Regions from separate parts of the Homo sapiens genome. Here all the other regions are linked to region 2. Evidence: chromatin loops called from intact Hi-C (ENCODE). Cell type or tissue: Caco-2. All regions are shown on one strand.

The links. Hi-C counts contacts between places; a loop is a spot of excess contacts. Peaks named below come from ENCODE experiments on the same cell type or tissue, not always from the same donor. Only the 100,000 strongest peaks of a DNase experiment are listed, where the experiment ranks them.
Region 1: it touches region 2 in a loop (5-fold over the local background); 1 of 110 quality-filtered maps calls a loop at or near these places.
Region 3: a loop joins it to region 2, with 2.2 times the contacts of the local background. A loop is called at or near these places in 1 of 110 quality-filtered maps.

What each region holds. Positions count from the first base shown.
Region 1 is chr3:168,039,138-168,043,137 of GRCh38, forward strand. GOLIM4 (golgi integral membrane protein 4) reads right to left here. Exons shown (of 16, transcript NM_014498.5): 6 at 2,255-2,337; 7 at 1,649-1,732. Among named protein-coding and RNA genes, the nearest start is that of GOLIM4, 55 kb to the right of the region's middle. In Caco-2, a CTCF peak has its summit at 1,670; no DNase peak of the experiment used is centred here.
Region 2 is chr3:167,976,139-167,980,138 of GRCh38, forward strand. No RefSeq gene overlaps it. Among named protein-coding and RNA genes, the nearest start is that of GOLIM4, 120 kb to the right of the region's middle. In Caco-2, no CTCF peak of the experiment used is centred here; a DNase peak (open chromatin) is centred at 2,133; H3K4me3 peaks cover 521 bases.
Region 3 is chr3:167,925,872-167,929,871 of GRCh38, forward strand. No RefSeq gene overlaps it. Among named protein-coding and RNA genes, the nearest start is that of GOLIM4, 170 kb to the right of the region's middle. In Caco-2, a CTCF peak has its summit at 2,324; a DNase peak (open chromatin) is centred at 2,310.

The DNA.
Region 1 (4,000 bases), 63 kb after region 2:
GGCTCTAATTAAGGATTGCACCTAGTTCTGACACTTTTTTTTAAGGCAGGACAAACCTTGAGCATCCTCGCCAAAAAAGATATTTCAATAAATAGAAAATTATAACTATATATTAAGAAAAAAAAAATTTTTTTTTTTTTTTTGAGATGGAGTCTTGCTCTGTCACCCAGGCTGGAGTGCAGTGGTGCAATCTCGGCTCACTGCAGCCTCCGCCCCGCTGGGTTCCAGTGACTCTCCTGCCTCAGCCTCCTGGGTAGCTGGGATTACAGGTGCACACCACCACGCCTGGCTAATTTTTGTATTTTTAGTAGAGAAGGGGTTTCACCATGTTGGCCAGGCTGGTCTCAAACTCCTGACCTCAGGTGATCCACCCGCCTCGGCCTCCCAAAGTGCTGGGATTACAGGCATGAGCCACGGTGCCCGGCCAAAATTTTTTTTTCTATTATAAAACCCTGTGAGTAATACTGTCAGAGTTCTACTCCAGAATTTGGTTTTGGTCATCAAATAAATGATTTTACTTATCTTTCTATGGATTTTCAAATTGTTGCTCAGTCTTACATTTATGGCCGTTACAGCACACAGAGCACTCAAATCAGTTTGTCACATTTATAGTATGAAGAACAGCCTCATATAAAATAATACTTGACAAAAATTTTTATAAAGAAGACGTGAAATGAAATGATCCCTGACGTCAATTTCATTTATACACATGTAAAAAATCACTACACAGCTACAGCTTAGGAGGAGACACCTAATCAATGACTGTTTAGAAAAGGAATCTCACAAACACAGATGCTACAGCCTCTGAGATGGGTCAGGGACAGAAAATTATACCTTTTAATAATTTTATAAAGAAAAGAAAACCAACATGGGTTTCCTGATGAGCATAGATCGTTTACCTTTGTTCTTTTATCATAATTCCTCCAGTAAGAATAAAAGTGAAGATCTAGTTTACAACAGCAACTAAACTAGCCATTCCTGTTTCCTTCCTTCTGCTAGAAATCTGCATAACACTTAGCATGAAATCGCTTTAATAAGCTCTCCAACACTTGTATTTGTTCCCCTGTTCATTCAGTAAATATATACTGAGGGCCTGCCTTGTGCCAGGAGCTGTTCTAGGTTTGAACAAATGGAGCTTATGACTCTTGTTTTTCCTTCTCTGTTGACTCTTCTACTTTTCTGTAATTTGACCAACAACACATAAGCCTCGTTCCAAAAGGAGGGTGTGTAGGCTGGAATTCTGGGAGCAAGGCAGACACAGAAGAAAAAGTCTGACAATAGTTTTAGGTAGCTAGCAGCATAAAATCCTACAGATACTACACCAAGAGTCAACACAGATCAGATAGTTGCAAAAGACTATATATGTGAGATCATTTCTGTGATTTAAACAAGTATTAGACTACTGCATGTAGGGACGAGAGTGGAAAGAAATGATCATTTATGTACCGCACAACCAGTGCAAAAAATAATCAAAAGTTTAATATCTTACTGATTGAATTTTGAAAGCATGCATGATCCTCAGGATTAGGATAGCTCTGTCCTAAGGAACTCACTGAAGATTGGCTTGTAAGAGACTACATGCATAAAGGAATTGAGAAATGTTAAGCAGACTTGTAAAAGAACCCACAGAGGCTGCTACCCTTCTAACCTGTGCAGCAGCTAGTGCACTCTTGTGGTCTTCCAAAGTCACTACAAGTTGTTCATGCTCGGAGAGTAAATTCTTATGCTGTTGCTACACAAAAAAGAATTTTACATGTTGAGCTTTAACATTCTACGACAAATTCTTCTTTGGCTGATCGTGATATGGCTACCCAAATGTTACTTGCTTGTTTATTTGTTGTTGTAGCAGCATGTGTTAAGTTTAAAAATCATCGTAGAGAGAACACTACGCTTTATGTAGTATTCCAAAATCTAAAACGTGCTACCCAAATATCATAATCATTTATTTACAATGAAATCAAAACCAAAGAAACAAATTTCTCATTATTAGTAAACTTTTATAAATAAAAAGCTTATTAATATGTAACTAGCATGAGAATAATTTCAGTACTAATGAGAATATTCAGATTTTCAGACCATCTTTTAGCTTACAATGCTGAAGTGGTAAAAATATTAGGTACACTCTAGTTAATGCAAAGCCCACAATAACAACGTGGATTTGTAAAGCAGGCCAATTAGGGAATGACTTTTTAAAGTCATTCTACCAAATAAAGCAGGCAAACACTAAATAGTGAAACGTTTGGTTTTCTTTTACCTTGACATCTTGAAGCTGTGTATGTATGTCTTGGTGTGCTTTCCTTAGTTGTCTATTCTCTTCTCTCAAATTGTATACAGTCTCTATTTTAGAAAAAGAAGGATCACACATAAAGCCTTGAAACTTTCAGGATTCTGTTTCTATTATTTTCATATCTAAAGCCACCTATAACTTATTTTAGAATTTATTTTGAACTCAGACAATATAATATTCAAAATCAACAAAAATGATATTGTATTGGGATGTAGCATGGTTTTAGCTGGACATCTCAATCCACTCTGGTTCAGTACTTTAAATGCTTTTAAACAACTTTTGCATGACAGACAAAAGATAAGGAATTTTTGTTACCTAGGAATTAAAAATGAGATGTTAATGTCAATAAGCATACCCTTAGGAATAAAATATAATGCGTAGGTGTACTCAGATTTGAGTCTCTTCACAAATTAAAAACAAAGCTTCAGCATTTCAGTCAAATTTTTAAAAATAATTTAAAATTTTAAAAATATATAAAAATAAAATAATCAGAAAGTATAGACCCTTAACCCTTTGTAGTACTGCCTCAAGACTATTTAACTCCTGCATGACTTTTTGTTGTAACTTACTTTTTTTGAAATGCTATATTATAGAGAAATGTTGCAAAAAACATATAGAGTGGTCCTAAGGACACAACACCCAGCTTCCCATCATGATGACATCTTATACAAATACAGTACATTACCAAAACCAGGAAACTGTTGGGGTCAGTACAGTGAACTAGACTACAAACTTGATTTGGGCTTGACCACTGTTTTTGCATGCACCATATGCCTCTTAAAACCAATTATCTCACTTTAAACTTATTTAGCACCTATTTTTTTTTTTTGACAGAGTCTCTCTCTGTCACCCAGGCTGGAGTGCAGTGCAATGCCCCAGCAATGCAGTGCCCCAGCAATGCATTTAATTTTAGTGCGATCTTGGCTCACTGTAAGAACCTCCGTCTCCCGGGTTCAAGCGAGTCTCTTGCCTTGGCCTCCCGAATGGCTGAGATTACAGGCATGTGCCACGATGCCCGGCTAATTTTTGTATTTTTAGTAGAGATGGGGTTTCGCCATTTTGGCCAGGCTGGTCTCGAACTCCTGACCTCAAGTGATCCACCCACCTTGGCCTCCCAAAGTGCTAGGATTACAGGCGTGAGCCACCGTCCCCGGTTGAAATGGGGAAGACGTGTGTCTTGTGATTAATCTGGAGTTCACCTAAATATTTGATTGCAGAATGCACTGGTTTCTTTCTCCAGGACTCACATGCACTCAGAAAAGTGACATATTTTGTTTCATATTACTATGAAAATACCTGACACAGATGTTGATGGGTAGCAAATTTATGAGCAACTACTCTACATGCTTTATGTAAATTATTTCTCACACCAATTCTACAAGGTTGATATTTTTATGATTATCTCAATTTCACAGATAAGACAATGAAGCCCACAGTTGTCACACAACTTACCCATGGTCACATAGCTAGTGAAGAAGCCAAGATTCACCTGGGCAGTCTGACTATAGAACTTGAGCTTTTTTCAGTTACTACTGGCGATCAACAGCAAGTCTCTGCTCCCTTGGAGATTTTTAGAAATATATGGAGCAATTTTTGATTGTGGCAATAACTGAGAAGCATTATAGCATTTAGTAGGTAAGGATCAGAGATGCTATCTGTCTCGCAACCCAGTTAAGAGAAGAATCGTCTTGCCCAACAGGGCCATGTGCCCCA
Region 2 (4,000 bases):
TATTAAAATTCGACACAAGAGAAGTCTTTTTCGTATTCACTTCTTCAAACTCCTTTCCTATCTCATTATTGCCAAACACGAAAAAAAATCTGAAATGATGTGGAGAATTTAAGCAGGCAGCAATTTATCAGAAAGTGCAGGAGCATACATTTAAAATGCTCATCTTCAAGAAAAAGAAGGAACAAATTTTTTAAAAATGACTTTATGTCAAACAAAATAATCAATATCTGGTTTTTAAAGAAGCAATTCCGAGCGAAAATAAAATCATTCACCCTTGTAGCTTTAAACAACAAATTTTTATGCATAAGGAGAAAGGGGCATTTTCTAGAGAACTTAAAAAAAAATAAGTGGAAATTACTCATGGTCTATTATTTTAAAAGACTTGTTTCATGAAAATGAAATAATGCCCCATTCCTAATGCCCCAAAACCTTAAATAATTTCTCACAGAGTTTACTAAATAGGCAAAACAGAAGCACGTTTTAGCCAACAAAACTTTTAAAAGGGAGTGTGTCTGCGTTTCATAAAGTATTATTTCACTTGAAGATCTCATACAGGCAACATGCCAATGGAGTTGTTTAAATAAGCTTTCAAAAACTACAGGCAATAAGAAAAGATACAAACTGTTTTCTTTAAAGGACATAAGGTGAAATATAAAGAGGGAAAAGTCAACCTTTTATAATCACCACTACTAGCCTTTACTTTGTGTCCCCTAAACCTCTGATTTAGCCTTATTTGGTGTTTTGAAAGACTACAGTCTCTTAAGAGACAAAGATACTCATAGCATTCGCTAAAGCAAGCTGCTAAATTTCTTGCATCTAAAAGCATTTCCATATATGCTCAGATGAAAACCCTGCCTGTTGGTTCTCTTAATCATGTTTTTCAGCACACTGACTCCGGAAATGTACAGTCTAGCCCTCGGGACGAGAGCAAAGCTCACATTTACTCACCAATTATTCAAGATTCCTTTTACTGCAGCATGTGTTCACTTTCTCCCTTTTGTGCATAAAAATGTGTTTGTAAAAATTACTTTGGAGCAACTGAACCACTGAATGAAGTTCAGAAGCAGGAAGCTGAAAACACAGATCTGAGGCTCAGATACATATAAATGAGTAATTCTACTATCTAAAGTTCACCATTAAAATTAGGGTGAGGCAGATAATCTTGTTTGTACCAGATAAGACAGCAGAACAGTAAACGACGGATAGAAGGAATGTTTGTACACTTATGAATGAAAAGAGTGATGAAACGGAATAAGAAGCAAAGTTACATGGTAAACCAAGAAACGATTTATAGAACAAGACTGTGAACACGGTATTCTAGAAAAGTGATCTATCAGGTGACAGTCGCTGCTGTGTGTGTTATCAAGAGATTTCCAAGTTGTAAATCCACCTACACGGAAAAAACACGGCAAGAAATACATCTGTGTTTAGTGGGAAGGAGAGCATTGCACAGTCAATCATCTTGTGTTTAACATGCTGGTTCGGAATCAAAATTTCCTTTAAAAATTGTTTATTCTTTCACTAATTTGCAGCTGAAGCACAATAATCATGCCACTGGTACTCAGTAGGAAGATTGCACACCTGGGGGACCTGTTCAAGATAACAACTCAGAAGACAGGGTGGCGAGAACATGTATCTAGGGACCTCAGCCAAGGATGCTAAATATAAAGGACAAGGTTCGTTTAGGAGAAAGAATCCCTTAAAAAAAATGTTATTTTAAAAGAGATGTTGCTTCCACACTATGAGCAAGTCGTTTTCTCTGTCTAGCAGGAAGTTGAAAATACAGATCGGAGGCTCAGCACATATATATGTGGCACTCTTCAATGTAAAGGACACAGTTGAAACATGGAGTGAAATAGATACCCTCATTTGCTTCATGCAACATTCATTCTGACACGTATTATGTTAGTCCTCTTGTACCGTAGATGAAAAACCTAACAAAGCCATTTTCCAGGCACGTTTCCAAGTAGAGCTCTACATGTGGCCTGGTCCCATCAAGTCTTGTGTGAGTTGAATGTGAAAGTGAGCAACAAAGGCAGCTGGCAGTCACAAGGACAAGTATTTCCAGATGGGCAGGTGTGGTGGCAGAGGCCCCTGGTTCTTCTGGAATAGCTGTGGCAGTTTCTAGCCTCCCCTGCCTAGCATCAGGAATCTACTGATAAGCCACGGTGACTGTGGTTTCCACTGGACTTCTCTGCTGGCTGCATTGCTGCTGGTTTTATATCTCGGCCTAGTTCCCTGAAGTTCCTGTGAGTTTCCCCATGTTTTATGAGTCTCTTTATGTTTACATTATGCTTACATAAGATTTTATGGTTTGCAACTAGGAGTAAATTACCTAAGGCAACAGAAAAATAAGAGATCCAAGGTAAAGGCATTGGACAAATTGGGGGGAAAAAAAACATATCCAAGAGGAGATGGTGAAACAAGAGAGCACAGGGTCCTTGTTCTACCCCCAGGTATGATACAAGTTTATATACTATTCTGACATTAGAAAAGAGATGAATGTCAGCCCTAGTTGGTCTTTGGCCAGGGTGTCTCATCCCGCTACAACCTCTCTCTCTCTCTCCCTTGCTTGGCTCAGGAAAAGACATTCTACACAGCTATCTATAAGGTCACATCTGGTATTGGGGGTATAATTTGCTACTGATAATATCAGATTTGGCTACCCCTGCTGATTGCAAGGTCTCTGCCCTCTGTGACCTCCTGGTCCTAAACCCAGTTTTCTTCTCTTTCACTGCCCCTCTCAGCATTTCCAAGCCTTTTGTAGGCCCAGAAATTCTCAGGTGCTTCTTCCACCCTTCAAAGCCACCCTCAAATCCATATCCCAGAAACCTCTCACTGCCCCTGCTACCATGCCATGTGGAATGCAGAGCCATGTCAAACTGGGGACTCTCTGGAGACTTGTCATCTCGGCAGAAAATGGTCAGGAGTGAGCGCCAGACCTGATATTCTGTTTGAGTGCTAGTGATAATTCCATTGTCCTCACCCCTCCCCTTTCCAGAATTTTAACAGATGCTAAAAAGTCTAGTTTGAAGAATTCTGATATATTTCCAGTTGGGAGTGTAAATTATTGCCACCTCTATGAAGGGTAATTTGGCAATATTTAACAAATTTTAAATACACATGGCCTTAAACAGCAAGCCCAACTTTAGGAACTTATACTACAAATAAAATCATGTTCTCACAAAATGGCCTTTTTATGAGGTTATTCATTGTGAGACTGTTTGTAATAGTGAAAGACTGGATAAATCAAATGTCCATCAATACGAGATTAGTTAAATAAAAATTGTAGTGAATTCATACAACAGAATATTCTCCTGATTCTCCAATAACATTGGTTGTCTGTGCAGAAAAGTAGGTGAATAAAGTTCAGAAGAGGAAAGGAGAATTTTCACCAGATATTCTTTTATACTTCTTGAATTTTGAACCATGTGAATACTATAAATACTTGTACATGCATTTTTAATCTTAAAAAATACATTTAATTTTTAAAAATCTACCTTTTTCCTTAAATCTTATATAAAAATATATCATTATATTTAAAAATTACTCTATACTCTAAAAAGCAATTACTTTTTTGTTCTTTGGATTTTCTATATTCTTCCTAAAGCTAAGATTGCTTCAGCTTTAATGATAGAAGGGCTTTAGGTCAAAGAGAAGCAATCTTAGTTCTCCAGAATAAGCAATAACTGTTGACTAGAATTTGAAATATATCTATATAATGTTTTCAAAAAATGCCATCTCTCTAAACACAGTCAATAGTTGGAATTTTCATCATTCCTCACTTAGATTTTTGCGTGTTGACTTTTTTCCTTTGTTCATCTCCATGTTTACATTAAAACATTCTAAACATGTCATTCTATAGTTTTGTGTAGATTCCGTAAAATTATATCCCTTGCATGTAAAATAACAACCATGGGCCGGGTGTGCTGGCTCACGCCTGTAATACCAGCACTTTGGGAGACCAAGGTGGGCAGATCACGAGGTCAGGAGTTTGAGA
Region 3 (4,000 bases), 50 kb before region 2:
TTCTAACAATAAATAAAGCTTTAGGGTGTGTGGATCCTCATGTTGTCCCTCTGGTATATAAAGTTGTCTCCTATAAATCATTTTACATTTTGACCCTAAAATCCATCTACGAGCAGATATTCTTCCTCCTTGAATTTTGGCTGGGGCACAACAGAAAGGAGAGAGTAAGAGATAGGTTTGGCAGAAGTGTTACAGTACGTAGCTACCCAGGTATGAGTGGGGCAGGAGACGCCTCCCCCTACTCCACCAGGAATGTCAGGCAACCATCAGGTGATGGTGAGGTGTCAGGTGATTGTCACACTACCTCTCTAAAATAATAATTGGTTGTAGCCAGAGCCAGGGCAAGGCAGTTTCCCAATAGACAAAAATGCCTGTAACTGGTGATGGGCAGCTTCCCAATAAGATTTCAGGAATTGTGTGAGTGGGCTTGAGCATGTGTATTAAGAGGCAAAATGGTGGGGTTTAACTGGTATATGACCTTCTGGGGACATTTCACTGGAAGAGGGAAGAACACCTCAGACGAGTATGTGTATAACTCCAGTAAACACACTGCTCATGCTCACCTCTCAAGTACTAGCAGGCCACCATGCATGCAGGCAGATTACCCTAAGAGAAGAATCAAAGGAAATGGGATGCAAGACACTAGAAGTATGCCGGCATATAAAACTCCAAGTCAAAAGGTTAAATTCCACACTTGACTTCCAAAATGCCTACTTGGAGTACTTTACTTTCTTTTCATTCTTGCTCTAAAGCTTTTTAATAAACTTCCACGCCTGCTGTAAAACTGGCCTCCATCTCTTCTTCTGCCTCATGCCCCTCAGTTCAATTCTTTCTTCTGAGGAGGCAAGAATTGAGGTTGCTGCAGACCCGTATGGATTTGTCACAGGTAACAGAAGCACAACTGGGCATATGCTAGGTGTGATGGTTAATTTTATGTATCAACTTGGTAGGGTAACTGTACCCAGAAATTTGATCAAACATTATTCTGAAAGTTTCTGTGAGGATATTTTTTGGATGAGGGTTACATTTAAATCGGTGAACTTTGAGTAAAACAGATTGCTCTATGTAATGTAGGTAAGCCTCATCCAATCAGTTAAAGACCTGAATGGAATAAGACTCCCCCGGCACCCTCTTCCTCCTACATGAATAAATCTTTCTAGAAGTTGGCCTTTGGACTGGAACTGCAACATTGGCTCTGCCCTGGGTCTCCAGCCTATAAACTGACCCTGTAGATTTTGAATTTGCAAGCCTCCATGATCACTTGAGTCAATTCCTTAAAAATTTTTCTCTCTCTGTCTCTCTCTCTCTCTCTCTCCTCTCTCTTTCCTATTGTTTCTGTTTCTCTACATCAGGTAGCCAGCCTAAGACACGCATCTTTTGTTTGCTTCCAGTTTTCTCTAAAAGAGTAGTCATCATTAATGTTTTACCCTCATTTCTGTGTACTTGGAGATGCCTCTTTCAACGTAGCCCGATATTTTCCTCTTATGTGGTTCACTTGTACTCCACGTCTGAGTCCAACAGCTTCTGACTTTTGATACTAGAAAGAAAGATTTTGGAATTTAGAAAAGCCTTTTCTCTCTCAAGAGCCTTGCCCTTGCCATTGAAAGTCTAGCTTTCAAATTCTTTTTGCTAAACACTTTTTAAAGTCTATTTTGAAAATCAAAGGTGAACAATGACTTTTTTGCCCTTGGCTTTCTCTCTATCACACCCTAAGGCAATAGATGCTTCAGCATCAATACTTAGAGAGCAAAGGCAAAAAAACTGAATCCATCAGCTAATATTTGTAAATATTTTTACTCTGCAAGAGAGTGGCATAAAATGCGACTCAGCCCTGGCTTCATATTAGAATCATCTGAGGAGCTTTTAAAAGTACAATGCCCTATACCCACACCCCAGAGATTCTGATTTAATTCGTCTAGAATGAGGCTCAAGTGTCACTATTTTTTTTTTTTGCTAGACCCTTCAGGTGATTTTTTTTTTTTTTTTTGAAATGGAGTCTCACTCTGTTGCCCAAGCTGGAGTGCAGTGGCACAATCTCGGCTGACTGCAACCTCCACCTCCTGGGTTCAAGTGATTCTTCTGCCTCGGCCTCCCAAGTAGCTGGGACTACAGGCATGTCCCATCATGCCTGGCTAATTTTTGTATTTTTAGTAGAGATGGGGGTTTCACCATATTGGCCAGGTTGGTCTCGAACTCCTGACCTCATGATCTGCCCGCCTCAGCCTCCCAAAGTGCTGGGATTACAGATGCAAGCCACTGGGCCTGGCCTCTTCAGGTGATTCTGATGCACAACCCAGTGGGGGAACCACTGGTGTAGAGGAAAAGCCACTAGGCGGGGCTCTAGAGCCTGGTTTTGCCATGAAGTAGCAGGGAGAGCCCAAGGGATTGATTTCACCTATCTGTATTCAGTTTTCTCATATAGAAAATGTAAAGTTCAATTTCAATGTCTTCCAATAAACTTTGTAACACTAACATTCTGTAAATCAACCATTGTGACAACTAAAAGAGTGACTTTGTTCAGTGACTGATTCGAATGTCAAAAAAAGAATTAGTCTAGACATACAAATAAGATTTCTACTTTGCTCTAAAGAAATATATGGTGACTAAAAGAACTCAGTGCTCCTTTTAATGTGATGGTTGTTCCCTGTTTCACACTGTTGGACTGTTTAGGCACCAATTTAGAACCACCACCATATGTAGTTCCACATCCTTAGCTGCTTGGCTATGCTCAATGAGATGAGCCCCAAGTATTTTCTATGTTGAAAATATGTGTCTCTAAAAAGAGTAGAAAAATTGGCCAGCTCTCACTGGTAGAGCATTTTGAAAAACGTGGACTGTGTACAGGGAATTTCGAGTAGCGCATTAGATAACACTGAATTAAGTGGGTAGAACTTTCTCCTTTTTAATTGATTTCTTTTGGTGAGTCAAGAATAGTCTTTAGTGTTGAGATATCTTCATTACATTGTTAAAACTAATATATTTTAAGAGAGAGTAAAATTTCAGACTAATAGGCTCAAGCAGGCAATGGTATTTAGCTAGTATTTAAAAACAATGTTTTACTTTCATTCTATTTAAGATATGGTACATATCTAAAAAGATTTATATGAAGACAAGATCTTTCACCAGCAAAAACATTATGACTCACTGAGGCTCAGATAATTGTTAGCATTTTTTAGCAATAAAGTATTTTTAAATTAAAGTATGCATTTTTTAGACATAATGCTACTGCATACTTAATAGACTACAGTATGGTGTAAACATAACTTACATGCACTGGGAAACAAAAAATTCATGTGATTCGTTTTACAGCGATATTCACTTTATTGTAGTGTTCTGGAACCCAGCCTGCAATATCTCTGAGGTATGTCTGTAAAACCATAGAAAAAGATGTGATATGCAGGCAATGACCAAAAAAGAGCTGGAATGACTATACTGAGTATATGAAAAATAGACAAATTTAATGACAAATTGTTACTAGAAATAAATAATGATATTTTATAATGATAAGCGGCCAATCCATCAGGACGGGTATTAATATGAAAAAGAGGTTTTTTTTTTTTGAGGAGTTACATGTTCTGATGCTGCTTATCTAGTTATATGTAACACTTGTTTTTAAAGCAATTCAGTTATTCTTACCCAAATTATTTATAGTGAATGGGAGGACTTAAGTAAAGACACTTGTTTTAAAAGCAATTTAGTTATTCTTACCCAAATTATTTATAGTGAATGAGAGGGCTTAAGAAAGGTTGTGGTACTTTGGTATAAGCAGTTTATTGGCATATTCACCAGTGCCTAGGCACAATCTCTGATTTACACACAGTCCAGGAGACTCAAAGAAGACAATCTGAATCTAGTGTGTATGGAGTGACAAGAAACAATAGACTAGCGAGAGTCCCAGTGGGTACCCTGAGAGAACAATCCACATACTTGAGAAAAAAAGCCTGGTACAATAGATCAGGTTCAGCAATATAGTCTGAATATAAAACTTCAGTAGGTGGAA